6 separate regions of the Homo sapiens genome follow, and regions 2, 3, 4, 5 and 6 are each linked to region 1. The links are chromatin loops, found by intact Hi-C in ENCODE. Cell type or tissue: PC-3. All regions are shown on one strand.

Evidence for each region. Peaks named below come from ENCODE experiments on the same cell type or tissue, not always from the same donor. Only the 100,000 strongest peaks of a DNase experiment are listed, where the experiment ranks them.
Region 2: a loop joins it to region 1, with 5 times the contacts of the local background. A loop is called at or near these places in 8 of 110 quality-filtered maps.
Region 3: a loop joins it to region 1, with 7 times the contacts of the local background. A loop is called at or near these places in 100 of 110 quality-filtered maps.
Region 4: a loop joins it to region 1, with 19 times the contacts of the local background. A loop is called at or near these places in 5 of 110 quality-filtered maps.
Region 5: it touches region 1 in a loop (5-fold over the local background); 26 of 110 quality-filtered maps call a loop at or near these places.
Region 6: it touches region 1 in a loop (8-fold over the local background); 100 of 110 quality-filtered maps call a loop at or near these places.

Annotation. Positions count from the first base shown.
Region 1 is chr11:102,005,605-102,010,604 of GRCh38, reverse strand. No RefSeq gene overlaps it. Among named protein-coding and RNA genes, the nearest start is that of CFAP300, 39 kb to the left of the region's middle. RefSeq lists an enhancer at 1-594. In PC-3, CTCF peaks have their summits at 2,415 and 2,619 (motif pointing right); a DNase peak (open chromatin) is centred at 2,864; H3K4me3 peaks cover 1,320 bases; H3K27ac peaks cover 3,417 bases.
Region 2 is chr11:102,266,552-102,271,551 of GRCh38, reverse strand. It overlaps LOC105369460 (a long non-coding RNA gene), which reads right to left. Exons shown (of 5, transcript XR_007062863.1): 2 at 2,316-2,422. Among named protein-coding and RNA genes, the nearest start is that of BIRC3, 48 kb to the left of the region's middle. RefSeq lists a silencer at 2,694-2,803. In PC-3, CTCF peaks have their summits at 2,389 and 2,591; DNase peaks (open chromatin) are centred at 1,371, 2,741 and 3,761; H3K4me3 peaks cover 3,033 bases; H3K27ac peaks cover 1,375 bases.
Region 3 is chr11:101,850,320-101,855,319 of GRCh38, reverse strand. No RefSeq gene overlaps it. Among named protein-coding and RNA genes, the nearest start is that of CEP126, 62 kb to the left of the region's middle. In PC-3, a CTCF peak has its summit at 2,896; a DNase peak (open chromatin) is centred at 2,859; H3K4me3 peaks cover 866 bases.
Region 4 is chr11:101,757,195-101,762,194 of GRCh38, reverse strand. No RefSeq gene overlaps it. Among named protein-coding and RNA genes, the nearest start is that of CEP126, 160 kb to the left of the region's middle. In PC-3, CTCF peaks have their summits at 1,737 and 1,942; DNase peaks (open chromatin) are centred at 694 and 1,934; H3K27ac peaks cover 1,812 bases.
Region 5 is chr11:101,444,324-101,449,323 of GRCh38, reverse strand. No RefSeq gene overlaps it. Among named protein-coding and RNA genes, the nearest start is that of MIR3920, 73 kb to the left of the region's middle. In PC-3, no CTCF peak of the experiment used is centred here; DNase peaks (open chromatin) are centred at 2,863, 3,333 and 4,943; H3K4me3 peaks cover 661 bases; H3K27ac peaks cover 1,525 bases.
Region 6 is chr11:101,858,036-101,863,035 of GRCh38, reverse strand. No RefSeq gene overlaps it. Among named protein-coding and RNA genes, the nearest start is that of CEP126, 54 kb to the left of the region's middle. In PC-3, CTCF peaks have their summits at 197, 397 (motif pointing left) and 2,099 (motif pointing left); DNase peaks (open chromatin) are centred at 425 and 2,105; H3K27ac peaks cover 361 bases.

The DNA of each region.
Region 1 (5,000 bases):
GGATTACAGGTGCCTGACACCACGCCTGGATAATTTTTTTGTATTTTCAGTAGAGACGGGGTTTCACTAGGTTGGCCAGGCTGGTCTCAAACTCCTGACTTCAGGTGATCCGTCTGCCTCAGCCTCCCAAAGTGCTGAGATTACAGGCATGACCCACCGTGCCTGGCTGCTATCTGTCCTTTTTAATCCTTGTGATTTAAGTAGGGCTTCAGGAAAGAGCAGAGGTATAATAATGCTTCCAATTGCTCTCTTGCCTGAAAGCCCTGTTTGATTTGGAGATTTATGAAGTATGGGCAAAGCAGGCTGAGTTTGACACATGCTGTTTCTAATGCCTGAAATTACATCCTCTTCCATCCTTGCTTGTCTAACCCATCCTTCAGCCCTCACTTTGGTAGTCACATTTTCCAGAAAGCCTGCCTTCACAGCCCAAGTCCTGGATTAGATGGCCCTTCTAGGCAATCTCATTATAATCTGTGTTCACTCACACTTTGCTGTAATTGCCTGTTTGCCGGTCTTTAAGATCTCATAGGCTAAATGTTTTGATTAGTGGGATTGTATTTGATCTCTATTGGAGTCCCTGGTCCCAAGCATAGAGATGATTTAAGAGGTACTCAGTAAAGTTGTATTGAGTGAATACGTATTACATAGCTTTGAATTGATTTCTGATCAATGCAGTAACTTACAAAGTTCTCACTTTCTGCAAATATTTTTTTCATTCTTTCTTTGCTGGGCTGGAGAAACCAAAAAGGCAAAATACTAGTTTTATTTCCGTGGACATTGGAAGCTTTAACTAATGTCATTTAAAAAGTACTTGGATTTCATCTTTAATATGAAGAGTTAGATGGAGTGGCTGATGTATAAATTTCTTTCTTTAAAATTATTTGAAATTCTTGGAAAGTTTTCTACTTAATCTTTAAAAAAAGGCATTGTAAAAAATCTCTGGAAGAAAGGCATTATGACAACGACTGCATATACAATAAAATATGAGGATAAAATATTAAAAATGGAAAAGAGATTTTTAATGAGTTTTAGGTGTTCATAAATATTGTTTAGGTCATAATCCATTTTAGGAAATATAAGCAACATTGATAACTTTGGCAACCTTTTAATATAAATTAATTTAAAATTGCATATCATATTTACCATTCTGTAGAGCAATACTCTTAGTGCTTTCATACTTTGCAGTCAAAAGTGCCACTGTGCCTGGCCTGGATGGCAGGAAGATTGCTTGAGCCCAGGAGTTTGAGACTAGCCTGGGCAACATGGCAAGACCCCATCTCTTTAAAAAAATTAAAAAAAAAAAGGGCCATCCAATGGAACAAAACTCAGACTGATGTAACCTTTCCAAGATAAAGTTCTTGGAGAGTTTGTTTTGACTGATACTTATATACAGGAGATAACACAAAATTATACCTACTCATCTTCTGATTCTGAAGGTCCAGGCCTCCTTTTACGAATATTTGTAGATAAGGAATACCCTGGAAGATGCTTTTGTGACAAGCAAACTCATCCTCCAGTATAGAAAATCTGTTACAGGGTCTGTAATTCAGCTACACAGGACATCTGGAAAGGCAGACTTTGAGGGGCATTCTTTCTCTTTCATGTGTACACTTTTATCAAAGGAGACAATTTCATTTGCTTTTAATTTTTTTGGACTTCTCTGAAGTTACACATGCACAATGTAGATAGTGTGAAAAATATAAAAAAAAAGTATTAAGAAAAAATGAAAATCACCTGGAATCTGATTGCAGAGAAACCACTCCTGATATTTGATTGCATTAATTTCCTGGCTTTTCTTTCTTGATGTGTTTATTTCCTCCCATGGTTGAGACACTCTAAGTATAGCTCCAGGTCCCTCTCTTTCCACTTAGCAACGAATCATTGTTATTTCTTTAATTCATTAAATATTCTTTGAAAATATAATTTTAATGGCTGTGTAATAGTCATCATATAAATGTACCATAATTTAACAGTTTCCCTGTTTATCACCTTATAGAATGTTTTCTTATTTTTCCTATTATAGCAATAAGCTATATTTCATAACTTTATTGTAAGTCTTGTTATGACTGAGGAAATTCAGTCTGCAACTCTGAAGAATGAAAGTAAACACAGATTTGTAGTAGAGACTTTTTTGAGGTAATACATGTGAAATGTATGTAAGTTACTAATAGAAAAGATAATATATTTGGTAGGTATGATTAGTATTAGTGTATGGGGAATTTTATTTGTATTATTTATATTATCTGTATTGTTAAACTTAAGCAGCCTACTATTTCAGAAAACGTTAAATCATATCTACTTTCAGAATAAATTAAATCATAAACCATAGTCTATATGACATAGTTAATATATTAAACCAAGTGTTCTCAGAGAACACTCGTTGTCAAACTGGATGGCAAGCTATTAGTGGGTGAAGATATATTATTCCTTGTAACCAACATTTTTTTAAAATAAAATACAATAGAATATAAAAATATCAAAGGGCATGCCTTAGTTAAGTTTTCTTACTGGAAAGAGTGAAAGCTACTGGCATTGACTGATAGAAAAGTTTATTGTTTTATAACCACTAGAGGGCAGTCATTACATTAGTTTTAAAAAAGGCCAACTAACAGCTTAATACAAGTTGACCTAGTTTTACAACTGATTATGATAGACATAAAATTACATTTAAAAAGATTGTCGGGCTGTTAATGTACTGTTATTTGAGGACCTATTACATGGCACACATTGAGTTAGGGAGACATTGATGAATAAGACATGTTCTAGAATGCAGTGAGAAGGTAAGTGTGATATTACAAGGCAGTTATGCATGTCATTTGGGCTTATGTTTGCCTTTCCAGCCTCATATCCTGCCACTCCCCAACTTGCAACCTGAACTGCAATCATGCTGAGCTACTTGTAGTCACCTTGAACATACTGTTCTGTCTTCCTGGAATATTTTTTGTGTCCCTCTCTGCCTGGTGAACCGCAACTTATACTTTAAGCCCCAATATCCTGACTTTCCCAGACAGAAAAAAATATGTGCTTTCTCCACTTGACTCCTTTAGGGTCAAGTTCAGCCCTATTACAGTTGATTACTTATGTCTCATTCCCCCAGGAAACTGAACTACTGGAGGGCAGGGAATATATCATTCATTTTTTTTTTTTTTTTTTTTCTGTAGCTGGGGTATAGTGCCTGGCACATAGACAGTGCTTAACATAAATATTTAGTCAATAAGCAAATAGAAGTGCTATAAAGAGATACTGTAATGAATTTCTTTCTTACATAATCTCTCTATTGATCTTCTACCCTCTCATTTTGTATATGCCACTAACGTAGCAGCTATTCAACCGCCAAAGCAAACCAAAGACAGACTGACTTATTGATGGTGAGGGAGGGTTAGGCTTTATTGAATATGAAAGGCAAAGGGAATTTTGGAGGATAATTTAGGTTTCCCTAGTTATTTTCCCCATGATGACTTGCAAGATTATATTTACTTTAGGAATACAATAGCTAAGACTAAATAACCTTTATTTTTCCATCCCTTCCTTACTTTCGCAATATTTACTTGGCCAAGTAGGTAAAGTGGTTTTGTTTGCCATTTGGCTAGCAGCTAATGATGCTGACACCTTTGGTATTAAGAAGACAGGGTGCCAGCCGGGTGCGGTGGCTCACACCTGTAATCCCAGCACTTAGGGAGGCCAAGGCAGACAGATCACCTGAGGACAGGAGTTCGAGACCGGCCTGGCCAACATGGTGAAACCCCATCTCTACTAAAAATATAAAATTAGCCAGGTGTGGTGGTGAATGCCTGTAATCCTAGCTACTATGGAGGCTGAGGCAGGAGAATTGCTTGAAACCGGCAGGTGGAGGTTGCAGTGAGCCAAGATCGCAGCATTGCACTCCAGCCTGGGAGACAAGAGTGAAATGCTGTCTCAAAAAAATAAAAAAAAAAGACAGAGTTCCTAGTACATTCCACTGGTAGGCTATAAAAGCTTAAAAGATTTAAAGTTTCAGTATGTTCTAAGTGCTCATGTGGCGAATTAAACAATTCTCCACCCAATTGGTATATGCATTTGTTTATAAAAGGTTTCGTTATATGTTCACCTTAGTCATGTTTGTAAAAAGTTGAAAAAATATTTTTAGCTAATTCTAAATCTTGTAAATAAGCCTATACTCATAATCATCTGGAAAATTCTTCTCTGAAAAGAAACCTTGGCTGGGCGCAGTGGCTCATGCCTGTAATCCTAGCTCTTTGGGAGGCCGAGGTGGGTGGATCACTTGAGGTGAGGAGTTTGAGACCAGCCTGGCCAACGTAGTGAAACCCCGTCTCTACTAAAAATACAAAAATTAGCCAGACATGGTGATGGGTGCCTGTAATTCCAGCTACTCGGAAGGCTGAGGCAGGAGAATCACTTGAACTTGGGCGGTGGAGGTTGCAGTGAGCCGAGAAGGTGCCCCTGCACTCCAGCCTGGATGACAGAGCGAGACTCTGTCTCCAAAAAAAAAGCTGGTTGTACATGGTAGAGGTTAAGTCAGTTCTAAAGACAGATAGACTTTGGTTTGATTCCTGGATATATCTTTCCCCACCTTTGCAACTTTGGGCACATTACTTAACCTTGCAACACCTCAATTCTCTTATTTGAATATGGACATAATAATAATGCTTCATGGGGTTCCTAGGAGGATTAGATGAAATCCTGCATATAAAGAGCTTTGCACAAGACTTGGCATATTAAAAGCTTTCAACAAACATTAGCTGTTGTTATAGGAAAAGGTCTTTATTGCAAGATAAAATCTTTTTTTTCTTGGCATGTAGACATTTTTCCATTTCAAATAATCAGCTCTTAATGGTTTTTTTTCTTCTACTGTGGCAATAAAAAGGAGTATTTTTGTCATTTTGATAAGACATATACCATAAGCAAATGAGTGCTTGTGACTGTAAAAACCTTGGTGGTGAAGCCTCCCCTGTGGGATGCTGCAGCCCAGGGACAACTGTATGGACCTCAAAAAGTCTCCC
Region 2 (5,000 bases), 260 kb before region 1:
CACGCCTATAATCCCAGCACTTTGGGAGGCCAAGGAGGGCGGATCACCTGAGGTCAGGAGTTTGAGACCAGCATGGCCAACATGGCGAAACCCTATCTCTACTAAAAATACAAAAATTAGCCACGTGTGTTGGCGGGTGCCTGTAATCCCAGCTACTCAGGAGGCTGAAGGAGGAGAATTGCTTGAACCCAGGAGGTGGAGCCAAGATCGCACAATTGCACTCCAGCCTGGGCGACAAGAGTGAAACTCCATCTCAAAAGAAGAAGAAAAAAATGCCAATTAATAGGCAAAATATATTTTTAAAATGAGAACCATCAGAGGTATTAAAAGTGGATTTATTTGGCAACAGAGTTTAGAATATACTGGTATTCAACACAGAATGTTAGGCCTCTTAAATCCCTTTTGAAACAAGATTGAAGATTAATAAAGGAAATAGTGATATCCGAAAAAGCCATTTAAAATGGACACAAAGGGGAAAACAAAATTTCATAGAAAAAAGTTTGGATTTCATTTTGAAAAACATAATGAAATTATAAAACAAGTATTATTTATAATTCCAATAAATCAAGTATTTACTGTTTTATCGACATCACTTTTCAGGTATTTTCCATCATGTTTGACTTGCCATTTTTATAAAAATGTAAATAGGCTTCACCAAGTTTTTTCAAAATGTCTCTATTAATCCTTTGCTAATCTAATCATTCTCTTTTGAAGCACTTAGGTTGTCATCATTCTTGTTTATTTTTTTTTTCTTCAGCTTTTAGGTAATCTCCCTAGCAAGACCCCTGTTTGTGCAAAGAACTTGCTCTCTCCATTATTACTTTCATCAGCTTGATGTAATCCTGTATATTTGACAAGATTTGCAGTTTCATTTAGAAATCAATTTGCAATGACAAAGAGACTGCTTGCCAGGCAAAGGTGTAGACCCAGAGGAGCGTTTGAGGATAATTCTTTATAGTTTCACGCTGTACCTTTAAATGTAGGGATTTGATATTGACTGCTCTGATGACCAGAACCCTCCTAGAGCTGGAAGGAAATTTCCAGCATGTTATCAAACTCTTGTTTTATAACTAAGCCTCAAAGAATGGAAGGAGCAATTCCAGATCACTGAACAAATTAGGAGCAACTCAGGGCAAAATTTCAGACCTACCTTCTGCCACACACAAAAAAGGAGTTGGTGCTGACAAGACTCACTCTTTTAGAACCTGCCCACCTGGAGGAACTCTGAGGAGGAGCCAATTAATTCATCCCCACACCAGCTCAGTCACCCATCCTATGCAATGATAGGACTAGACAGAGAGAACCTGAAGCCTGCACTGAGCACATCTGAGATTAAATCACTGTTCACTGGGTTTAAATAGGGATGACAGCACAGTTATTCGCTAACCCTGCAAACTGCTGTTTCAGAAGCAATGTTCAGGGGTGAATCATTAAAATAAGAACATAACCAACTCACATATCACCTAACAGGAAATGATGGGAGAGGAACAACCCAACTAACTTGTTTAGGCTTTTAATCCCCCAAACCAGCCTGCGAGCCTGAGCCTGAAGCCTCAGCCCTGCCCAGCTCCACCTGATTAAGTTCTGTCTCCAGAACATCTTTAAGGAGGGGCTGGTCTTAATGCAAGTCTGATAACACTTTTCATTGCCTCCTGGTTTCTTGATCCCAGAAGCTAGGCACGTGGAGGTGAGTGAGAAAGCAAGTTTACAAAGGGGCAGTTGATTAATGTAGGTATAAAAGTTTTCTTTTTCCAACTGAGTAATAAAATTTGGTTTGAAATCAAGCCTGGTTTATAGAGGGGATATTAAAACCCAACTCAATTCCAGTTATAGAGAAAGAACTAACCAATTCTAGTCATTTTCTAGAATTCAGAATTACATGGCCTGACCTAAAAAATTCCAAATACTTTATTTAGACCCTAGGGGAATTCTTTATGTGACCCTCAAATGAAGCTGCTAATAATGAGCTTAGGAGCTAAATTGTGCCTTGCATCGATGTGATCTCTACCCAGAGGAATCTTTCTAAAATCCAAATCACATCATAGTCTCTTGCTTAAGATACTTCCATGTTTCCTCTCTGCTTCAACATAAAAATCTGTAGCCACTAGAATTTATAATTTAGGAATTCTTTCATGATCTGGCCCCATGATCCAGCTTCACCTTTCCAGAGGGTCTGTACTACTTCCAGCTTCTCCCTGTCCTTGCTCTCATCCTACCTCTCTAACTAGCTGCAACGTGCTCTTCCTCCACAGCCCCCTCTACCTGTCCAACACCCAGCAATTCCACCCTCACAGCACTTCCCACTGCCCGTTTACCTGTTGGTCTTTTCCACTAGACAATAAGCTTCTTGAGGGTTATTTTGCCATTAAATCCCCAGTGACTGGAAACAAGTAGACCCTCGGTAGCTATTTGCTGAATCAGACTGAATTTGGAAAGAAAAAGGAAAGAAACGAGCACTAATGAATAAGTGTCAGTGCTTGGCACATAAACAATATAGATACGTCATTCTTTTAATCCTCAAACAGCTGTGAAATTTAACGATAATCAACCCCATTTTGTGAATAAGGAAATTGAATCTCGAGAGTCCAGTCACTTGAGCAAGGTGTATAGAGGAGGTAGGACAAAATTGTCGCTAAGTCGGGCAACGCCCTCTGCAGCAGCCGAGCGGCGCTGCCTCCTGATTGCCGGGGATGACTGGGGCTGCCGGAGCTCTCTGGGCAGAGATCCAAGCTCCGGGCCCAAGTACAGGCAGGTGTTCGTGCAGAGGCCCCACCCACCCTGGCTGGAGCCCCGCCCCACCCGCATGCCCCGCCTACTCAGCGCTGCCCCGGTGGAGAAAGCAGCGCGGCCGCAGGGCGTGCAGGATTGACAGGGCATGCCCTGGCATTCCGGAAATGCCGTGGAAAACAGCGAAACTTCAGCTCCAGGTGGCCTAGAGGCGTGGCAAACGAGAATGTGGGGGAGGTGTTCACTGCAGAAGGGTGGTCCCAAATCTGGGACCCACCGTTCCCTCCAGCCCCGCAGAAGTCAGTCAGGCCGTGGTGCTGGAAGCTTCTCAGACTTGCCTGTCATTAAAGTCCGAGGGTGGTTATAAACTCCAACTGTCACGGCAAGTTGTGTTTTTGGAGACTCTTCCAACTCCGCCAGGCTGTAAACAATGACTTTGCCTTAGAAGTTGCAGTTGAATAGGAAGAGCTTGGAAGAGCGCTTTGAGTTGAATTGCCAAGTCGGAGCTTTTGAAGCTTCTCCGAAGTTTGCTCGAATTGCAGCCCGAACTACATCTTTTCCACAAGGGCTGGACATATTTCAGGAATCTAGTATTTCCTTGGGGAATGTTTTCCTCCCCCTGCGCTGGAAGCTGCTCTCCATGTTTTCCCCCCCTTTCATTCCCATGGGTTGAAACTGACCCGCCCTGTGTGGAGGAAGTCCTCTGTAGGACTCTGGAGATCCGACCAGGACATCCACCTGGGCATTTTGGACCCCAACGCCTTGCTTCTGTATCTGATCTGCATTTGCCTTTCTGGACACCCTCTTCTGTGCTCCAAGACACCCTATACTTTTCTACCTTGACAGGGAACTTGACATTTTTAAACTTACCTATTTATTTGTCCGTCTCCCCTATTAGATTATGAATTCCTTAGGTCAGAGACATTCTTTCCTTATGTCAGTACCTGACACATTGAACCGTGGTTGTGGAGAGAATAAGTTCCCTCAGCCGTTATGAAGGGAAACCTCCCCAGCTTGTAAACTGTCTCCTTGACTTATGGAGGACTGTTCCAGAATGAGTCAGAGGGGAAGATCCACCCAGATAAGTCGGAGGCATTGGAAACAAGCCGGTAAAACTTTCTTCATTTGATCTTTTATACATTGGAGCTACTCACACAGATAGATTTTTGAAGCAAATAACTGCATTTTGCATCTACCATCCCTTTTCCCCCCACATTTAACCCACACTATGTAGATAAAATTTACTTGGGGAATTCTTGAACAGTTAAATTGTTTATATTCAATTAAGAGATTTTTATCTTTATTAATCCCCTCCTCCTCCACATATTTTCAGGCAAAATAATTATTGAGTAGTATAGGGACTTTGGGATCGTTATAATAATCAAAGAGGCCTGAGTATTCATTCAAAAAATGAAAATGAGATTTTTCATTTTTTGAAGGAAGGAATTCGTGCTTAACTCTGATGTTCATTTAGTTACTGATGATTTTTAAATTTTAACTTGTATATTCAAGTGAGTATTGTCTTTTCTTGTTATATGTTTATTTAACAATGCCATCATTTCTCAAAGCATTTTATTTTACTTACTTTAAGCCATAAGAAAAGCAAGGTGGGCATTGCTTGAGCCCAGGAGTTTGAGACCAGCCTGGGCAACAAAGTGAGATCCCCCGTCTCTCTCTCTCTCTCTTTTTTTTCTTAAATAAGAAGTTAAAAAAGGAAAAAAAAAAAAAAGAAACAAAAGCAAAGCATACTTGTGGTAGGACGCAGTGGCTCACACCCGTAATCCCAGCATTTTGGGAGGGCAAGGTGGAAGGATCCCTTGAGCCCAGGAGTTCGAGACCAGTCTGGGCAACACAGGGAGCCCCTATCTGTTTTTTTTTTTTTTTGAGACAGAGTCTTGCTCTGTCGCTCAGGCTGGAGTACAGTGGCGCGATCTCGGCTTACTGTAAGCTCTGCCTTCCGGGTTGACGCCATTCTCCTGCCTCAGCCTCCCCAGTAGCTGGGACTACAGGCGTCCGCCACCACGCCCGGCTAACTTTTTGTATTTTTTACTAGAGATGGGGTTTCACCGTGTTAGCCAGGATGGTCTCGATCTCCTGACCTCGTGATCCGCCCGCCTCGGCCTCCCAAAGTGCTGGGATTACAGGCATAAGCTACTGCACCCGGCAGAGCCCCTATCTCTAAAAAATAAAATAAAATAAGATATATGTTTTTTGAAGCAGACCTGTATCTTTATAGTAATACCTCATATACCCCAGAATTCTGAAGATAAGAC
Region 3 (5,000 bases), 160 kb after region 1:
TCTTAATCCTGAGTTCTAGTTTGATTTCACTGTCGTCTGAGAGACAGTTTGTTATAATTTCTGTTCTTTTACATTTGCTGAGGAGAGCTTTACTTCCAACTATGTGGTCAATTTTGGAATAGGTGTGGTGTGGTGCTGAAAAAAATGTATATTCTGTTGATTTGGGGTGAAGAGTTCTGTAGATGTCTATTAGGTCCGCTTGGTGCAGAGCTGAGTTCAATTCCTGGATATCCTTGTGAACTTTCTGTCTCGTTGATCTGTGTAATATTGACAGTGGGGTGTTAAAATCTCCCATTATTATTGTGTGGGAGTCTAAGTGTCTTTGTAGGTCACTCAGGACTTGCTTTATGAATCTGGCTGCTCCTGTACTGGGTGCATATATATGTAGGATAGTTAGCTCTTCTTGTTGAATTGATCCCTTTACCATTATGTAATGGCCTTCTTTGTCTCTTTTGATCTTTGTTGGTTTAAAGTCTGTTTTATCAGAGACTAGGATTGCAACCCCTGCCTTTTTTTGTTTTCCATTTGCTTGGTAGATCTTCCTCCATCCTTTTATTTTGAGCCTATGTGTGTCTCTGCACGTCAGATGGGTTTCCTGAATACAGCACAGTGATGGGTCTTGACTCTTTATTCAATTTGCCAGTCTGTGTCTTTTAATTGGAGCATTTAGTCCATTTACATTTAAAGTTAATATTTTTACTTGTGAATTTGATCCTGTCATTATGATGTTAGCTGGTTATTTTGCTCGTTAGTTGATGCAGTTTCTTCCTAGCCTCGATAGTCTTTACAATTTGGCATGATTTTGCAGTGGCTGGTACTGGTTGTTCCTTTCCATGTTTAGTGCTTCCTTCAGGACCTTTTTTAGGGCAGGCCTGGTGGTGACAAAATCTCTTAGCATTTGCTTGTCTGTAAAGTATTTTATTTCTCCTTCACTTATGAAGCTTAGTTTGGCTGGATATGAAATTCTGGGTTGAAAATTCTTTTCTTTAAGAATGTTGAATATTGGCCCCTACTCTCTTCTGGCTTGTAGAGTTTCTGCTGAGAGATCCCCTGTTAGTCTGATGTGCTTCCCTTTGTGGGTAACCCGACCTTTCTCTCTGGCTGCCCTTAACATTTTTTCCTTCATTTCAACTTTGGTGAATCTGACAATTATGTGTCTTGGAGTTGCTCTTCTTGAGGAGTATCTTTGTGGCGTTCTCTATATTTCCTGAATCTGGATGTTGGCCTGCCTTGCTAGATTGGGGGAGTTCTCCTGGATAATATCTTGCAGAGTGTTTTCCAACTTGGTTCCATTCTCCCCGTCATTTTCAGGTACACCAATCAGACGTAGATTTGGTCTTTTCACATAGTCCCATACTACTTGGAGGCTTTATTCGTTTCTTTTTATTCTTTTTTCTCTAAACTTCCCTTCTCACTTCATTTCATTCATTTCAACTTTCATCACTGATACCCTTTCTTCCACTTGATCGCATCGGCTCCTGAGGCTTCTGCATTATTCACATAGTTCTCGAGCCTTGGCTTTCAGCTCCATCAGCTCCTTTAAGCACTTCTCTGTATTGGTTATCCTAGTTATACATTCGTCTAAATGTTTTTCAAAGTTTTTAACTTCTTTGCCTTTGGTTTGAATTTCCTCCTGTAGCTCAGAGTAGTCTGATCATCTGAAGCCTTCTTCTCTCAACTTGTCAAAGTCATTCTCCGTCCAGCTTTGTTCCATTGCTGGTGAGGAACTGTATTCCTTTGGAGGAGGAGAGGTACTCTGCTTTTTAGAGTTTTCAGTTTTTCTGCTCTGTTTTTTCCCCATCTTTGTGGTTTTATCTACTTTTGGTCTTTGATGATGGTGATGTACAGATGGGTTTTTGGTGTGGATGTCCTTTCTGTTTGTTAGTTTTCCTTCTAACAGACAGGACCCTCAGCTGCAGGTCTGTCGGAGTTTGCTAGAGGTCCACTCCAGACCCTGTTTGCCTTGGTATCAGCAGCAGTGGCTGCAGAACAGCGGATTTTCGTGAACCGCAAATGCTGCTGTCTGATCGTTCCTCTGGAAGTTTTGTCTCAGAGGAGTACCCGGCCGTGTGAGGTATCAGTCTGCCCCTACTAGGGGTGCCTCCCAGTTAGGCTGCTCGGGGGTCAGGGGTCAGGGACCCACTTGAGGAGGCAGTCTGCCTGTTCTCAGATCTCCACCTGCGTGCTGGGAGAACCACTGCTCTCTTCAAAGTTGTCAGGCAGGGACATTTAAGTCTGCAGAGGTTACTGCTGTCTTTTTGTTTGTCTGTGCCCTGCCCCCAAGAGGTGGAGCCTACAGAGGCAGGCAGGCCTGCTTGAGCTGTGGTGGGCTCCACCCAGTTCGAGCTTCCTGGCTGCTTTGTTTACCTAATTAATCCTGGGCAATGGCGGGCACCCCTCCCCCAGTCTCAGTGCCACCTTGCAGTTTGATCTCAGACTGCTGTGCTAGCAATCAGCGAGACTCCGTGGGCGTAGGACCCCCTGAGCCAGGTGTGGGATATAACCTCCTGGTGTGCCATTTTTTAAGCCCGTCGGAAAAGCGCAGTATTAGCGTGGAAGTGACCCGATTTTCCAGGTGCAGTCTGTCACCCCTTTCTTTGACTAGGAACGGGAACTCCCTGACCCCTTGTGCTTCTCGAGTGAGGTAATGCCTTGCCCTGCTTCAGCTCGCGCACGGTGTGCTGCACCCACTGTCCTGCGCCCACTGTCTGGCACTCCCTAGTGAGATGAACCCGGTACCTCAGATGGAAATGCAGAAATCACCCGTCTTCTGCGTCGCTCATGCTGAGAGCTGTAGACCGGAGCTGTTCCTATTCGGGCATCTTGGCTCGCTAGTTCCTCCCAGTGGTCATTTTCCAGTCCTCAAATGTATAATTGGTTTTGCCATACTTGGTGGTTGGTAGAACACCCTCCTTGGATTCACAGCCTGTTGGGGAAAGCTATTATTGTGGAAAGGTCAAGAGGAAGCACCTGAAATCACCCTATGCAATACCAGCCATGATGGTAAATGAAAAGCAAAATCACATATTACAAGGGGACAGGGAATAGTGGAGATGAATGTCACTGTTGAAGATCTAAAGGATGTAGAAGTGGTAGCCATATCATAGATCTTTTCAATTTACCACTCTGGCCTCTGCAGAAACCATATGGATCTGGGAGGGTAACTATAACTAACTACTACAAGCTTGACCACGTACTAGCCCCAGTTGCAGCTGTCATGTCAGGTATGGTATTTATGCTAGGCTAGATTAATATGGCTGCTATCCCAATGAGAAAAGAGGATCAGAAACAGTTATCACTGAGTAGACAAAAATACAGATTTATGGTTTTCTCCAGGCTATGTTAACTTTTTCTCCCTCAGTCTTCTCATAGTCCAAAGAGATCTGGATCATCTAGACATCCTGGAAAAATCATGTGCTAAAGTATCATGTTGATGACAGTTATGTTGATCAGTGCTGCAGACTGAAGGTTTGTGTCCCACCAAATTCATATATTGAAATCCCGACCCTTAATGTGATGGTATTAGCAAGTGGGGGCTTTGGCAAGTGATGAGATCATGAAGGCAAATACCTCATGGATGGGATTAGTACTCTTATAAAAGAGACCCTGAGAGCTTGATTCTTTTACCATTTGGGGACACTGAAAAGATGGCTGTCTGTAACTGTAAAGAGGGCCCTCACCAGAACTGGATCATGCTGGCACCCTGATTTTGCACTTCTCGCCTCCAGAATTGTAAGAAATAAGTTTCTGTTTATAAGCCACCCAGTTTGTAGTAATTTGTTACAGCAGCCTAAACTAAGACAATTAGGTGGAATGAACAAGAGGTGGGTAGCATACAGGAGGCCTTTATAAGACACACACACCTCAGAGGCTGGGAGATAAACCCTATGAGGATTCAGGGACTTGTCACATTCATGAAGTTTTAGGAGTCCAGTGGTCAATGGTATTCTGGGACATTCCCTCCAAAGTAAAAGATAAATTATTGCAGCTTCCACCTTCTACCACAAGGAAGAAAGTCCAATATCTGGTGGGCCCCTTGATCAGACAGTAGAAGAGGTAGGGAGCAGGCCTGAAGAGGCCATGTGTCATTTTCCAGGGAGGATCCATATGCATTGTCTTTTAGCATAAGGCAGTAATAGTTGAATGATCGGCTTAAAAAAGGGGGTGGGGAAAATGTACATTATGTAGCAAAATAATCTCATCATAGTGTCAAGTATCTAGAATATCTTAATCTTCGAAGCCATCAGTCTCTTTTTCTGAGTGCTAATTTGGACTTATCAGTTACCTTAATGAGGAGAAAGCATTAGGGAGTAATATGCCTCAATGAGGAGAAAGCATTAGGGAATAATATGCCTCAATTTAACCTACAAATGGACATTGTTTATAATTTTAGCTAATATTAATCTGTTACCATGTATTCACCATGGTTCCACAGAGAAACACAACTGGTAGGAGATTAAAATACATAATAATACATAACATACTAAATATATAATACATTGAAATACATAATGCCCATTTGCCCCTCCACCCTTTTTTTATGAGAGACAGAGATTTTTAAGGAATTGGCTTGTGTGCTTTTGGAGGCTGGCAAGTCCAAAATCTACAGCGTGGAAATTTAGGGGACAGTTAATGCTGGAGTTTGAGTCCAAAAGCAGTCTGCTGGCAGAATTCCCTTTTTCTGGGGGAGATAAGTCTTTTTCTTTTTATAATATATACATATATATTTTATTTATTTTTGAGATGGAGTCTTGCTCTGTTGCCGAGGCTGGAGTGCAGTTGTGGGATCTCGGCTCACTGCAACCTCCGCCTCCCGGGTTCAATAAATTCTCCTGCCTCAGCCTCCTGAGTAGCTGGGATTACAGGTGCCCGCCACCACGTCTGGCTAATTTTTGTATTTTTGTTAGAGACGGGGTTTCACCATGTTGGTCAGGCTGGTCTCGAACATCTGACCTCATGATCCGCCTGCCTCGGCCTCCCAAAGTGCTGGAATTACAGGC
Region 4 (5,000 bases), 250 kb after region 1:
TTTTACATACTCTTGGTTGGAGTTTAAAATGGATTAACTTTTCTTAAATGTATTTAGACAATTTTTAAAAAGTATATTCCTTTGACACAAAAGTTCCATGTCAAGAAATATAACTTGGAATAGATACATGCAATATGTAAAATGATCTTACAGCACTCTTGCTAAAATTGCTAGTCCTAGGCCTAGGTAGTCAGTGCTAACCTAGTTGTTCAAATTTTACTACCTGCACCTCGGGCCATTGGATGGATCTGGAGAAGCTTGCTACTAAGTTCAAGAGTCACTCCACACTATTTAGTCTCCAGTTGAATCTGACTCTAGTTAATTTCATTATCTCTAATCACTGTTTTAGGTTTCAGAAGTCCAAACTGTAGCTTTGCCGAGAGGAAAGTGGTGCATTTCATTAATAAACAAAAAGAATGGGGATAATTATTCTAAGGAAAATGTGTCAGATTTTTGGTTGAGAAATAAAACAGTTGCAAACTCAAAGTCTAAGTTGACAATTTAAAAAGGCCTATGCCTGGGCCGGGCACGATGGCTCACGCCTGTAATCCCAGCACTTTGGGAGGCCGAGGCGGGCAGATCTCGAGGTCAGGAGATCGAGACCATCCTGGCTAACACTGTGAAACCCCATCTCTACAACAAAATACGAGAAAAATGAGCTGGGTGTGGTGGCAGGTGCCTGTAGTCCCAGCTACTCAGGAGGCTGAGTCAGGAGAATGGCATGTACCCGGGAGGCAGAGCTTGCAGCGAGCTGAGATCGCGCCACTGCACTCTAGCCTGGGTAACAGAGTGAGACTCTGTCTCAAAAAAAAAAAAAAAAAAAAAAAGAAAGGCCTATGCCTGGAATTGTCCATCTCCAGGAATCAACTTTGTTTAGGGACTAAAGAGGAGTAAGATTGATTTGAAAAACCTATTTTAGTTTGATTATCAAAACAGTAAGAGCAGAATCATGGAAACAAAATGAAGGAAGACTATATGGCAGATGTTGGTGCCCACTCTTGTCTTCTAAATACTCGCTATTCCTCTATATTTCTGCAGCCTCCTACTGCAGACCCCTGCCATGCTATCTCTGAGGTCTTCTTTTCTGGTCACGTCCTGCTATAGACTGAAGGTTTATGTTCCTCAAATCCATGGTATCTAGAGGTGGAGTCTGGTTCGTGATTAGGTCATGACAGTAGAGCCCTCATGAATAGAATGAGTGTCCTTACAATAATCACCTCCTTATAAAAGAGACCTCAGGGAGCTCTCTTGCTGCTTCTGCCATGTGAGGCTGGGAAGACCACCGTCTATGGACCAGGAAGTGGGCTCTCCCTCACCAGACACTGAATCTACTGGTGACTTGATCTTGGGCTTCTTAGCCTCCAGAACTGTGAGAAATAAATTTCTATTGACTGTAAGTCACCCAGTTTATGGTATTTTGTTATAGCAGCCCAAGTGGACCAAGACACATGCTTAGCCTTTGCCCAGAAAAAGGTGGAATTACCCAGGAAATAACACCCGGGGGCAGTCTTCAGGCAAGGACAGACAAGAGCTGGTGGCTAAACCACCAGCTTCCTTCCCCCTAAAATAACTGTGAGACATACATAGACCTAATGATTTCCTCAGTGGGATGGAGCCCACATCAGTAACTTCCTTGTTAACACACACTATTGGTGTCATTTCTTTGCTAGTCTCACTTCTCCACTCCCTTATTAGTGCTTCCTGGGATCACTTCCAAAATAAAAAGTTTTCACTCAAATCCTTATATCCAGTTTTATTTCAGGAGTAGCTCAATGGAAGACAATAGTTCTAAGGTATATTCCAAAGCAGAGCCTCAGGATGGGATTGTGGAATTGAAACAGTCACTGTCCAAATAGCAATAAGTACCTCATTGCTGGCAGTAAATGTGAGGTGGGGGAACACCTGGAATACTGTAACATCAATATTGCTAAAGCTCCCACTTGTGGAAAAATTGGGAATGAACACAGTAGACAGTAATGCACTGGCTTACTTATGCAATATCTCTAGAGCTTGGAAGAGACTGGAACAACAGTATTTATAACGACTGTGGGGTAACTCTCAACCGATGATGGACAGGAGTTGGAGGATAAATTCTCACCTTCCTCATTCTTCAGTGGGACATCCACCCAAAGCACCCATTAGATTGAGCCCCAGATGCCCACAGAGCCTATCTGCTCATAATTGAACCAGGTAGTGGCTCCCTCCTCTTCCCTGTCTCATTCCCCACTCCCCTACTGGTGCTTCCTGGGGCAACACCTGCCAAATAAACTGCACTTGCCTTGCCTCAAGGTCTGCTTCTGAGGGAACCTAAGAAAGATAGCTTGGATAAATTGGAGAAATGCAGTATTTCCTTAGAATAAAGGTTAGACCTTAGAGGACAGACTTGACAGATATGACAAGGAAATAAAAACTTGAAGACGAAATAAATTAAAAAAGGAAAAAGATTTACTCTGCCTACCTGCTCTTTAAAATGGTATTATAAACTAGATAAATATTTGAATTTTTAACTAGATCAGATGGAGTGTAGCTGTAAAATCAGAGAAAGGGGGCGTAATCCTAATGAGCAGACTGGAAAGACTGTTCCATACATGGTCAGAATCCAGAAATCTATCAAGGGATTGCCACTCAAAGCTGTGAGTAGAAAGTCTTTAGGAAGAGAAATTGAACAACTACCCCTGTAAATGTCAGATAGCTGTACAAAATAAATTACACATGTAGAGATTTTGAAGAGATAATCAGGAAGATTAGAGAAAAATACTCAAAAAAATTTCTGGTAGGTGTAAAAGTGGTGCATTAATTATAGGTGGGGATGCAGCTATTCCTAGTCTTCTGAGGGATCATTCTTGAGAAATTTATAGTATTATAACTTTATAGAAAGGAAGAGTCAAGATGAATTGGGTAAGAAGTGGTGTTTAATAACAGCTTAAGTCCAGACTAGGATTACATGTTGGTTTGTTGGGTGCATTTATTTTTCAAATCAGAGTTAAATCAGGCAGCATCTGAACTTCTTTATTTCTTCTTTCACCCTGAAAAGCAAAATCTAAAGGAGGTATTTTGGAAAGATGGAAGTTTGGCTAAGCAAAAATAAAAGCAAAGAAGACACTCATCAACAGGAAATGGTGCTAGCCATCGATGTACAGAGAGGTAAAAGTCCAACTGCTGCAAGTTCAGCTGAGCCAGCCTCCATGATCAGAGCAGAAAGAAATGGTGCCAAGGCCTGGAACATTCAGTATCTGAGGAAAAAGACAAAGCAGCACCAGCTAGCAGTATGGATCCTCACCAGGCCCTAGAGGCAGTATCAGTTGTAGGAATTTGCAGAAAAAGCATCGTTTTCCAGTTGAGACATGTGTGACAACTAGGATCAGATTTTCCCTAGTGAGAGGGTTTCCCAGTCCTCCTCAGTGCCTCACCAGGCCCTCTGGCACAGGAGGGAAAAATGCCTATGGACGGGACACCCAAGAGCTTCTGCTGCCAGATAGATCCCCCACTCAGCTTCTAGTTCCCATTTGATTCCTTTAATTTCTGGAATCCCAGGGACAAGGCCAGAGTTTTGAATATGTATAATGGAAGCAAAAAATTACTTCATGTGAGATAACTGGGTCTGACTCAAGGCAAGTTTCTAAATATATCAAGAAGTGAAGATGGTCTCAATGTCATTCTCTGAGAGAGAGACAAGTTGCCCAGGTAAGTCTCCCTTCTAGGTGCAGTAAATGCACAATGCCAAGACTCACCTTTACAATTGGTAAAATTTCTCATCAGGTTCCCAAGTCACAGAATCAAGATTTCATATTGTCAAGGCTGAAAAAAGAGAACATCTTTGCCCATGTTTTCCCCTCAGGTACCACTAAGCTTCTGCTTCAGTCTCTGGTGTTCTGAGAACCTAATTTTGCATGGAATAACTGAGAGGTGAGGGCTGAAATCCACGTTTCCTCAGTTTGGTAGGGTGAAACAGTATGTGATAATCCCATATGAATTATTAACATTTTGGATCCTTTTAAAATTGAGGCATGGAAGAGGCGAGCATTGAGAATGCTGTAACTCAGGGTCCCTGGATTTTCTGGTACACACTGTGAAAAAGTACCCACTTAAAAGTTCTAGGAAGAAGCTCAGGCCCTGAAAGACAAACATCAGTTGGGTCCAGAGATACCTGAGTTGGGGGTGAACTTTGGTGAACTCTCTTCATTACCATACTAAAAACCCCACCCTGGGAGGAGCTTCTTGGCCATTTGCTATTGATACCATGTATGTAGAAGCATGATGGGCATGTGCCTGTGCTGCCTTTACTCCACCTCTACATACAATGACTCAGCTAACCAGCTCAATCAAAGCCCTGTTTTCATCTTTGAGGAGACACTGTTTTGGGTAACTATACTGGGTATCCTCCTTACTTGTTGCAAGTAATAAAATCCCCTTTTAAAATCTTCCTTGGTTGTGGGTTGTGGTCATCGGACTGTCATTTGCCAAGTAATTGAACCCACCTGTCATGTGGGTAACAATCTCTGGCTGAGGTTGCACACATAAAGTGTCTGAGTATCTTTGTAATTTAAAATCTTTCTGCAAATGTACACAATATGAGTCCCCTCCACCCCCAATAACACTGGAACTACATTTCCCAGGCTTCCTTTCTTGCTTTCTGGCTTCTAGAGGTCTCAGTTCAAGAAAGTCCTTATGGAATACTGGAGGGAGAGGGGAGAACCAGATTATACCATTGCTTGCTTCCCCAGGTCTCAGGCAGCCGCTGCATTTCGGAAGATCCTGCTTTTATCAGACAGTCCTTCTTCAGGTCCCTGGTAATTCTGGGCAGCCCATCTGTGGTTGTTCAGCTCCATTGGTACTTTCTACTGTTGCATTCCAAGTCAAAACGTGGTAGCAAGTTTTTGCTATTGCAAAGTTCATCCCTTGTTGTGCTTCTCTATTCTTTTACCACCGTTATGTAATCTTTTCTTATTTTTATTTTTGTATGACATTCTTCTGTTTAAATACCTAGTTTTCTTCTTCCT
Region 5 (5,000 bases), 560 kb after region 1:
TGAGTGTGGGACACTTAGGGAGTTCTTTGGAGAGCAAATAGTAAATTCAATGGCTGTTGAGTCAGTGAGGAGAATGGATTGACTCAGGAGCAAATGGTTTCACTTTAATTGGACAGTCTATCCCACCCTTCCAGGACTGTTTCAGTATGAAAGAATTTTATTGTCATGTGAAGAGTGAAAACAAACTGAATTTTCAATTAAAATGGAGAGACTATATGTCAGTATTTGCCTGCCAGCCAGTCCCCTAACGAAATCACTGTCAGGATCGATTACCAGCTTCAGACCAAGGAAGAGCCCCAGACACAGATGATGTTTCTCCAGGTGGCACGTTCTAAGCATGCCCCACATCAGTTCTGATTTGAACACATAAATATCATCTCCCTCTTGGCTCCGAAACCCTCCTTCATCACTGTGTGCCAAGCAAGGTTTGTGAGCGTCATGCCAGTCATCTTGGCAGCTCTGGTGAATGGTGCTGAATATGAATTCCTACACTTCAGAGTCTCTACCCTTTGATGTAGACAGCGCATGTTTCCAAGTTAATCCAAGGTTGTGCAGGAGTGCAGCCCAGAACCCTAAAATGGATGGAAACTGAAACTTCAGCTGTTATCTGTTGTTATACAAAACATGGACTGCTAGTCCAAGTCTTTACTTCCATATGTGGCTAGCTGAGGTGAGCGACACAGCAGAGACTCTCTACAAGACCGGGTAATTAAAGTAAATTCATTTTTCTTTTCATGAATCTTAGAATGATTGCTTGAATTTTCTTCCTTACTCTGTATTCATAACTACAGCTATAAAAGTTTCCAGAAGCACTTTTCAAAAACACTTTCCTGGGATGGATTTAATGATAAGACCTATCAAAAATATTTCATTTTAAATTAGAGATTTTTGTATAGCTGTGTAAATAGCTAGAGACACTGACCAACTGTATGATCGTTTCTTTTTTTTGTTTTTAATATTAGTGCCATTTGATGGATAATCAATTTATCCAATATAAGTGGATCATAGAAATAGTGGCTCATATTTTTCAAAATCTCATGAAAATTACATATCAAAAGGCACCTTATTCAATGGTAAAGGTAATTATATCTACTAAGGAGATCATATATTCATAACGACTGTAACACTTCCTAACTAAGTATAATGTTACCTGGAACGCTGAAGAAAAAACAGGAGAAAGATTGGTATTCTAGTCTATTTGCACTGCTAAAATAAAATACCGTATTGGATAGCTTATAAACAGCAGAAATTTATTTCTCACTCTTCTGCAGGCTGAGAAATACAAGATCAAGGTGCTGGCAGATTCAGTGTCTGGTGAGGGCCCACTTTCTGGTTTTTGATAGTGTCCACTTTCTGTGTCTCCCATGAAGGAAGGGGCAAGTGAGGCCTCTAGGGCCTCTTTCATAAGGGCACTAATCCCATTCATGAGAGCTCTGGCCCCATGACATAATCACCTCCCAAAGGCCCCATCTTCAAATGCCCTCACATTGGCGGTTAGGATTTCCACATGTAAACTCGGAGAGGACACGAGTATTCAGATCATAACAACTGGTTTGTAGAGAATCAAATGAATTTTTAACCTTTCTTCTTTTTCTAATGTCCACCCTGGAAGTCACAAGGCTTTCATCATTGCACAGTGATAAACTGATGGAGTAGTGTATCAAAAGTTGACAGAGAGCTATATCTTCTGGCAAATGCATAGAAAGCACACTTTTTTTTCCTAAATAATAAAAGAAAACCTTGATGCTGACATTCAGGAAGTGAGTCTGGAATTTCACGTCCCTGCATTTTTGTCCTAATTATTGTCTATGAAAAGATACTGTTATACCACCATAGGAAGAATTTTTTCAAAATAAAGTAAGTTTACTTATTATCATGTCTCAGGCTAAAAGAACTGTGGCAATGCTCTGCGTTTGCTTTAACCTTTTTAGTAGTCTGTGATTCAGCTGTGTGACATTTACCCTTCACTCTTCTTCAGAAAATGGACTTTCACCAGAATGATTGGAAAAGGTCAAATTGTAAAGTGTCTTCTTATATTCTGGAAAATGTTAACATATCCTGTTGTTGCTACTGTTTGTTAACATTGAGAAAAATGTATACATACACACACACACACACACATATATATAAAGAGAGAGTCTGCCATGATATACAATCAATAGCTAAAGAACACATATATATGTAATTGTATATATGCTCAAAGACATTTTTCAAAACACAGCTATCTATAATTCTATCAAAAATTATAAATATGGATCTTTTTCTTTTCCCACATATCCTTTTACATTTTTTTCTTCATTTCAATGATTTTACTCCCTTTCTAGTCTCTCTGTATTATTTATCTCTTTGAATTCTTTTCATCCCAATGGTTCAGAGTATAGCATCTGCAGCCAGAAGTATTGGGTAATCCCAGCTCTGACAATAGCTGTATACTCTTCACCAAGTTTCTTAACCTCTTTGGACCTCATTATCCCAATTCTACAGGTGAAAAACAAAACACTAATATCTCCTACATTGAGTTTTTGTGAGGATTAAATGAGTTAATACATTTTAGGCTGATGATAAGCATTCAGTTAATACTAGCAATCATAGAGAAAGCATGTGGCTCCAAAATTTCTTTTTCCACTCCGTCTTAAACAACTCTCACTTAAACCTCACAAATCTATTGAAATTTAGGTTCTAACTCATGTTTCTCTGATCACTTGGTACATTACGTCTAGGGCATTGTGCTAGGAAGGATTCTGAGGCCCAGTCAGAATTGGTAGGAAAGAATGACATAGAGACATTGAATAATGCTTGCCATGGACATGGGAAGTTGGCCCTCATGCCACATATTTGCCATTTTTGAAAAAGATGAGTCACATTTGAGCAATATGTGGGAAAAATTCAAAGCATTTTTATTACTTGTGAGCATGATATTTGTATCATTTTATAACAGTATCATTCATAAGATGGCTTAGGGCAACTCCCATATTAGGTCCAGCTCACAAAACTTTTATTTGAAACCTATGAAATTCATTGCAGTGCTCTGGGTGCTATTGCCAGTAGCAGTACTAGAAACAGAATACAAGTAGTCTATTTATAAGCAAAAGACCTAATTAATACAAGCTACTTCCATGAGGCCCATCTTAATTTATTCATCCTAGATAGCTATACAGCCCTTGAGAATGAAACCTGGACTAATTTGTTTTGGGTTAATTTACCTGCCACAGCTTGTGGCTTCATCTCATTTTTTAGAGGGCATACCAAATCTATGTAAGAAAACCTTGACATTGTCCAGTCATTGGGTGGCTCCTGAGTGATTTGCATCTCCCTTTTGCAGGGTGATGACTTTTGACTCATTCACTCATACTTTTGTTTAATAAGAAAGCCATCTTTTGGCTGAAGTAGAAGTAAACAATAAATGAATCACATGCCAGCTTTTTCTGCTATTCCATTTACAGGTCTAGCCTATCAGGCTGCTTCAGAGCCATGATCCAGTTGTCTTTCATGACCTACTAATAGGATATAATTAACCCATAGCTTGTGTCATTAGTTCTTTTGACATTTAGCCTCACTAAGAAGCAGGACACAAAGAGCCTGTCTCAGTTTGATCACTTCTGCCTGATGCTGTCCACTCTGAGACCTAATTACTTTTTCTTGCAAATCCCCAAAACATTTAGGTTTGAACTTAGGGTAGGTGTCTCTCTCCTAAACCAATGACATCTCACTAATGATTTAAGAGCCCAGGGAGGGTTTATAAAGAAAACCTGTGTGAGGAACAGTTATGGCCCCTTATAGCCTTTGAATTGCTATCAATTAGGACAAGCCAGAAGTCCTCCAATATTGTGGTTGGTAAAAGGCATTTAATATGTCACAGGATCAGCAGTTATTTTTTAAAATAAACTTTTTCCAATAAGAAGTCTGGCCTGAGGCTGACATTATGAGGACATAACTTTTCCAGCAATTCATTTATTCTTAGTGTTATACTCTAGACATTAATTGTAACCTATCTGCTCCTGACTGCATCCAGTGAGATAATCTAAATCATTCCCAATTCCTTCCTCTTGAAGCAGGCACCAGGCCTGTTAGCCTTCTAGTATTTTCCAGTATTTCATGAGAATTGCAAAAATATCCATAAGAAATGCATTATCAGAAAATCAAAATAATGCAGTACTCCATGTGTCTTGACTTGTGTTTTGCAAGAGAAGTATCTAATGCCATTTTCATCCAATGACTTTTATGCATCTCCATGCTTGGAAGGGCTCCTGGGACTTTGTGGCTGCCCAGCAACATGTGATTTATTCAATCTGTAAACCAAAAATAAATTCTAAGCTCCACCCAGCCATCTGAATGGGCCCCTCCTCTCAGCCAAGGATATTCCAAAGTTATCCTGAAAAACTCATTAAGACCAGGATGGGAAGGAGGAGCTAGACACGCTTTATTACCCTCCTCTCTTTTGGAATTACTGGTAGAACAGACTCTTTAAATCTGATAAGAAATATTCACAATCGATTCTCTCTGAAGCCTGCTACCTGGAGGCTTCATCTACATAAAACCTTGGTTTCCACAACCTCTTATAACCCAGACATTCCTTTCTATTGATAATAACCAACTGTCAATCAGAAAAATGTTTACATCTACGGATGACCTGGAAGCTCCTGATTCGAGTTGTCCTGCCTTTCCGAACAGAACCAATATACATCTTACATGTATTGATTGATGTCTCATGTGTCCCTAAAATTGGCAAAACCAAGCTGTGTCCTGACTGTTAGCGGTGGTGAATCCTTAGGAATCTGCAGTAACCTCAATTCTTGCTACTTCAGAAGAAAGAATTCGACCAAGGGGACATAAAGCAGAGTGAGAGACCAAGGCAAGTTTTAGAGCAGGAGTGAAAGCTTATCAAAAAGCTTTAGCACAGAAATGAAAGGAAGTAAAGTACACTTACTTGGAAGAGGGCCAAGTGGGCGACTTGAGAGATCAAGGGCACAATTCCGCCTTCCGACTCATTGGCATGCTTA
Region 6 (5,000 bases), 150 kb after region 1:
CTGGAAATTGTCTGCTCTATTTAAGGTTGGGTTTTTTTTCGTAACTGAGAAAGGAAGGATGAGTCGCCCTAACTTTCCTTAATGCCTGAAACATTTGATCCCAAATTTTGCATGGATTTTCTCTTGAATGGCCATTGCTGATTGGAAATATCAATGGAATTCTTAGTAATTCCACTATCTTTGGGCTGCTCCCTAGTTTCCCAAGAAACAGCCTCACTGTACGAGCCTGCTACCTTGCTCTTGTACTACCACTCCACTTGCCTGTGCACTATACATATCTATTAATTGTCCCGTTTTATGCAATCTTCTCCTCTCTCTCTCTGCAATCTCCTCCCCTGACCCCAATAATCTCAGAACATCAGTATATTTAGCACAGATATCAGTCACTATTTCACTCCTGCTCCCTCCAGTGGCACTACAGTGGACCTGACAGTCTGTTTTCCCCCAGAGCCTGTTAAGTGATTCCATCCATGGGTGCTTGGCCTGTGATTGCATCACAAGCTGGATAACACTTGTTTTTCTTTTCTCTTGCACCCCCCTGGCTTGTCTTGTATCCTTCCTCATTCCTGTGTTCTTCTTAGGAACTTGTTTTTGCAGTAAAAATGCATCTTGAATGTAGAGTTACAGAAAAATTTGAGATTGGTGAGAAGTTTTCTTTGTGCTAACGGAGTTGCTTCTAATACTTGTCTAGGCTGTGTCTTTATTTGCTGTGGGGAAGTTATTTTACCAGTTGGAGTGGGGTTATGATGACATATTTACAAACACTGAAGTATGAGCCTGTGAAGGAGAGTCCATCCCAGGACATCATTAAGGGCTGGACGTATTAGGGGATGGATTTATTAGGGGTATCTCCTGGCAATGCCCCCATCCTCTTTGATAGGACCTCGCTGACAAAGCCTGACCCTTAGGGTGCATGTGTGTGCATAGACTGTAGTTTTCAATTTTCTGCTTGAAGGTGGCAGAAGGAATTCCAGTCATCATGAGATCATTGGTGTCTCTCTTCAGAGTTCATGGACAGTATTGCTAAAATAAATGCCCCATCTAGCTTAGATAAGCTTGGGTTTCTTTTTCTTATGAGACAGGGTCTTGTTTTGTCACCCAGGCTGGAGTTGAATTTGCTGAGACAAAAGATGCTGATGAAATGCAGTAGCTTTCTTAACATGAAAGCAAATCCATGTTGCAGCTTAATTTTCCCTCTATTAATTACTCAATGGAATACTACTCAGCCACTAAAAGGAATGAATTAATGGCATTTGCTGCAACCTGGATGGGGTTGGAGACTATTATTTTAAGTGAAGTAATTCAGAAATGGAAAACCAAACATCGTATATTCTCACTCATAAGTGAGAGACTTCTGCCATGATTGTAAGTTTCCTGAGGCCTCCTCAGAAGCTGAGGAGATGACAGTATCATGCTTCCTGTATAGCTTGCAGAGCTGAGCTGATTAAACCCTTTTTCTTTATAAATTACCTAGTCTCAGGCACTTCTTTATAGCATTGTGAGAATGACCTAATACACTATTGAATTGAGGGAGGCCATTTAATCTTTAGCATTTTTCACCAGCATTGTGCTATATAGAGAACAACTACTCTAGCACTTCATAGCTGTTGGCACACTCCTCTCCTATGTCTTGATGGGGAGAGTGTGCCTTCTGCATCCTTTAATAGGATATAGTTGAAGGTTGGTGGTGATTATCTGGTTGCTATGTGGTAAATACATACTAGAATTTCTATCTCGTGAAGTACTTAGTTGACAGAAATTCTTTGTTTACAGTATAGAGGCCAAAATCTAGCTTGGACCACCTTTGAGTTCAAGTTTTTATCAAATTAGATGAGAAACACAAAAGCAACTTCCAGCTGCTTCAGCTTTTATAGTTGAATCCATAATCTGGTAATTATACCCATATTACTAAATAAAGCTCGAGCTAAAATTTAGTACTTGCTCGGTCTAGCAGCCTCACATTTTCCAATCGAGTCCGGTACATCTTCCTCATATTTTGCTGATTCCAAATAGCAATATCCTGCAATCGTTTTGGCAGATGAATTTTCATTTTATAACCTCATCTCAGTCCTTTCACTACTGCCACCAAGTGGTAGATATAGAGATGTGCCACCCAGCTCACTTCATGTAAGTGGAGCCTGGCTGTGGGGAGTGCAGAGCACTTCTGGCTGTCAGCTCCTTTAAGGTCAGCCTCCCTGGTAGAAAGATTCCTCGTCCAATGACACCCTCTTGCTGGGGAAACCCATACCCAGTAATTAAGTAGCGTAGGGTTAAAAAGCCTGGCCATTGAAGCCTGAAGCAGGACAACTGTGGTGTGTAACTGACTGTTGAGCGTTCCTTCTGTTTGGTTAGGAGATTGTTGCATTGTAGTTTGACTTCTTCTGCTCAAGTCTGCTTCCTCCCCCTTCTTGTTGGATTAATATTAATTCCAAAAAAAAAAAAAAAAAAAATCCTGCACCCTGATTTGGTCTCAGAGTAGCTTCTGGAGAACTCAACCTGTAGCAATTGGTACCAGAGGTGGTATGGACTGAAAAAGTAGGTGATATGATAGGGTTTTGGAGCTGGATTACTTACCGCTCAGCTGGAACTGAGGACCCTATCACTATTGGTGGGAGGAGCAGATACAGCTTTCACTGGTGATATATTGTGTTGGTCTAGTGTCTACCATGGGTAGAGAAAGCATTGGTGGGTACAATATTTCAAGTATTTGGGACACACAGAGGAAAGAGAAACTATAAGAAAGAATAAATTGGATGGATGTCCTTAAGAGCTTCTGTGCCACAGAAAGATAACGAGCAGGCAATTAAAAATTAGGAAAGTAAGCAAGAGGGGTTCTTTGTATACAAAAAAACTTTTTATCTCCTGCACCAGGGAGACATATAAAAATGAGGACCAAGCCCATTTAAGAGTTGAAATGATAGAATGTCAAATATAGTTAAATGTCCCACAAAACAGATCTGTTACATCAAATTTGGGGCTCTGATTAGGATAATCTGGGGCCCTGACACGTAGGATGAGGACATCTGGGTGGCTGCATCCCAAAGTTTGGCTTCCCAGACTCTCCTGAACTTTCTTAGCATTCAGAAATGGCCCTCAACTCTTCCTATTAACAGCAAATACCTCTTTGGGCTGAAAGATAATGCATAGGAATCTCTTCTGCAAAGTGAGTGACACATGCCTGTCTCAGGACCTACTCTCTCCTGGCTACTAGCCCTATAATTATGGCCAAGTGACAGCATAATCCAATTTGAGAGGTGATGGGCCTGAAAGGTGCTACACCTGAGGAAGGAGGAATGGAACTCTACTCCAAAGACCTGCAGAAGTATACAGCAGGAGCTGGGGGAGTATGATTGGGACTGGCTTCTCAGCATGCTAGATCATCACTCTAATATATATAGTTAATTAATAAAGAGTTTGATTTGGTAGTAATCTCCTGAGATAAAGGATTTAGGACACTGGCAAGGATACTAGGAGATAGGACAATCCTGCTACTAGAATGAGTTCTAGAAGCATGAAAAATAGAATGGCTCAGGCTGAGTGAAATTGAAATGCCATAATTATTGTGGTAGACAGTAGAGGGAGGGATTGAAAGGCTCAACGACATAGGATTGATGTCCTGAATCCACTACATATGGCTGGAAGACACACTTGATAATTACATTCTATGGGAAGGCCCAGAGCCCACACCATTTACAAAGGTCTTATGAAAAAAAAAAAAAACACCTTGAGAAGGGCACTGGAATCACTAAAATGTTCAGTAATGATTCTCCTCTGTAGGAGAGGCAGTCATAGAACTTGGCTTTCTGATAGCAATAGGAATGATAGGACCTTGAATAAAATAGAGGCCAGATCCTAGCACTTACTCATCAGAAGCTAGAGCATTGTCATTATCATAATGACTTGTAAGAATGGGATGGCAGTCCGCCTTTCTTCACAGAAAGTTATAAAGATCAATAAAACATGGTGGCCAACAAGGAAAGTACTTAAGCAACCAAATCAAGGACAAATCAAATCAAGGGCAGAAGATCTGGAAGCTGAGAATGGTTGTTCCCAGTTTAAAAAAAGTCACAATCTCTTGCCCAATATCCAAACCTGAGTCAGGTCAGATCTCAGAATACATTGAAAGGTAACTGAGTTCTCAGGAAGGGACTCTATAGCAGCATGGAAAATGTATGTGGTAATGATCCCCTATGGCTATTTCAGCTAACTGTATAGTGGGGAAAGCAGAATACACAAATAGGTGGAGGACTCTTGAACACGGAGTCTGACATGACATTAATACCCAGAGAACCAAAGCATTTTCATGGAAAAGGGATGCCAGGTAACAAATTGAGTCCTGGACAAGGCCCAGTTTACAGCAGATCCATTTGCTTCATGGACAAACTCAGTGGTCATTTTCTTTTTTCTTTTTTATTATTATTATTATACTTTAAGTTTTAGGGTACATGTGCACAATGTGCAGGTTAGTTACATATGTATACATGTTCCATGCTGGTGTGCTGTACAGCATTAGGTATGTCTCCTAATGCTATCCCTCCCCCCGCCCCCCACCCCACAACAGTCCCCAGAGTGTGATGTTCCCCTTCCTGTGTCCATGTGTTCTCATTGTTCAGTTCCCACCTATGAGTGAGAATATGCGGTGTTTGGTTTTTTGTTCTTGTGATAGTTTACTGAGAATGATGATTTCCAATTTCATCCATGTCCCTACAAAGGACATGAACTCATCATTTTTTATGGCTGCATAGTATTCCATGGTGTATATGTGCCACATTTTCTTAATGCAGTCTATCATTGATGGACATTTGGGTTGGTTCCAAGTCTTTGCTATTGTGAATAGAGCTGCAATAAACATACCTGTGCATGTGTCTTTATAGCAGCATGATTTATAGTCCTTTGGGTATATACCCAGTAATGGGATGGCTGGGTCAAATGGTATTTCTAGTTCTAGATCCCTGAGGAATCGCCACACTGACTTCCACAATGCTTGAACTAGTTTACAG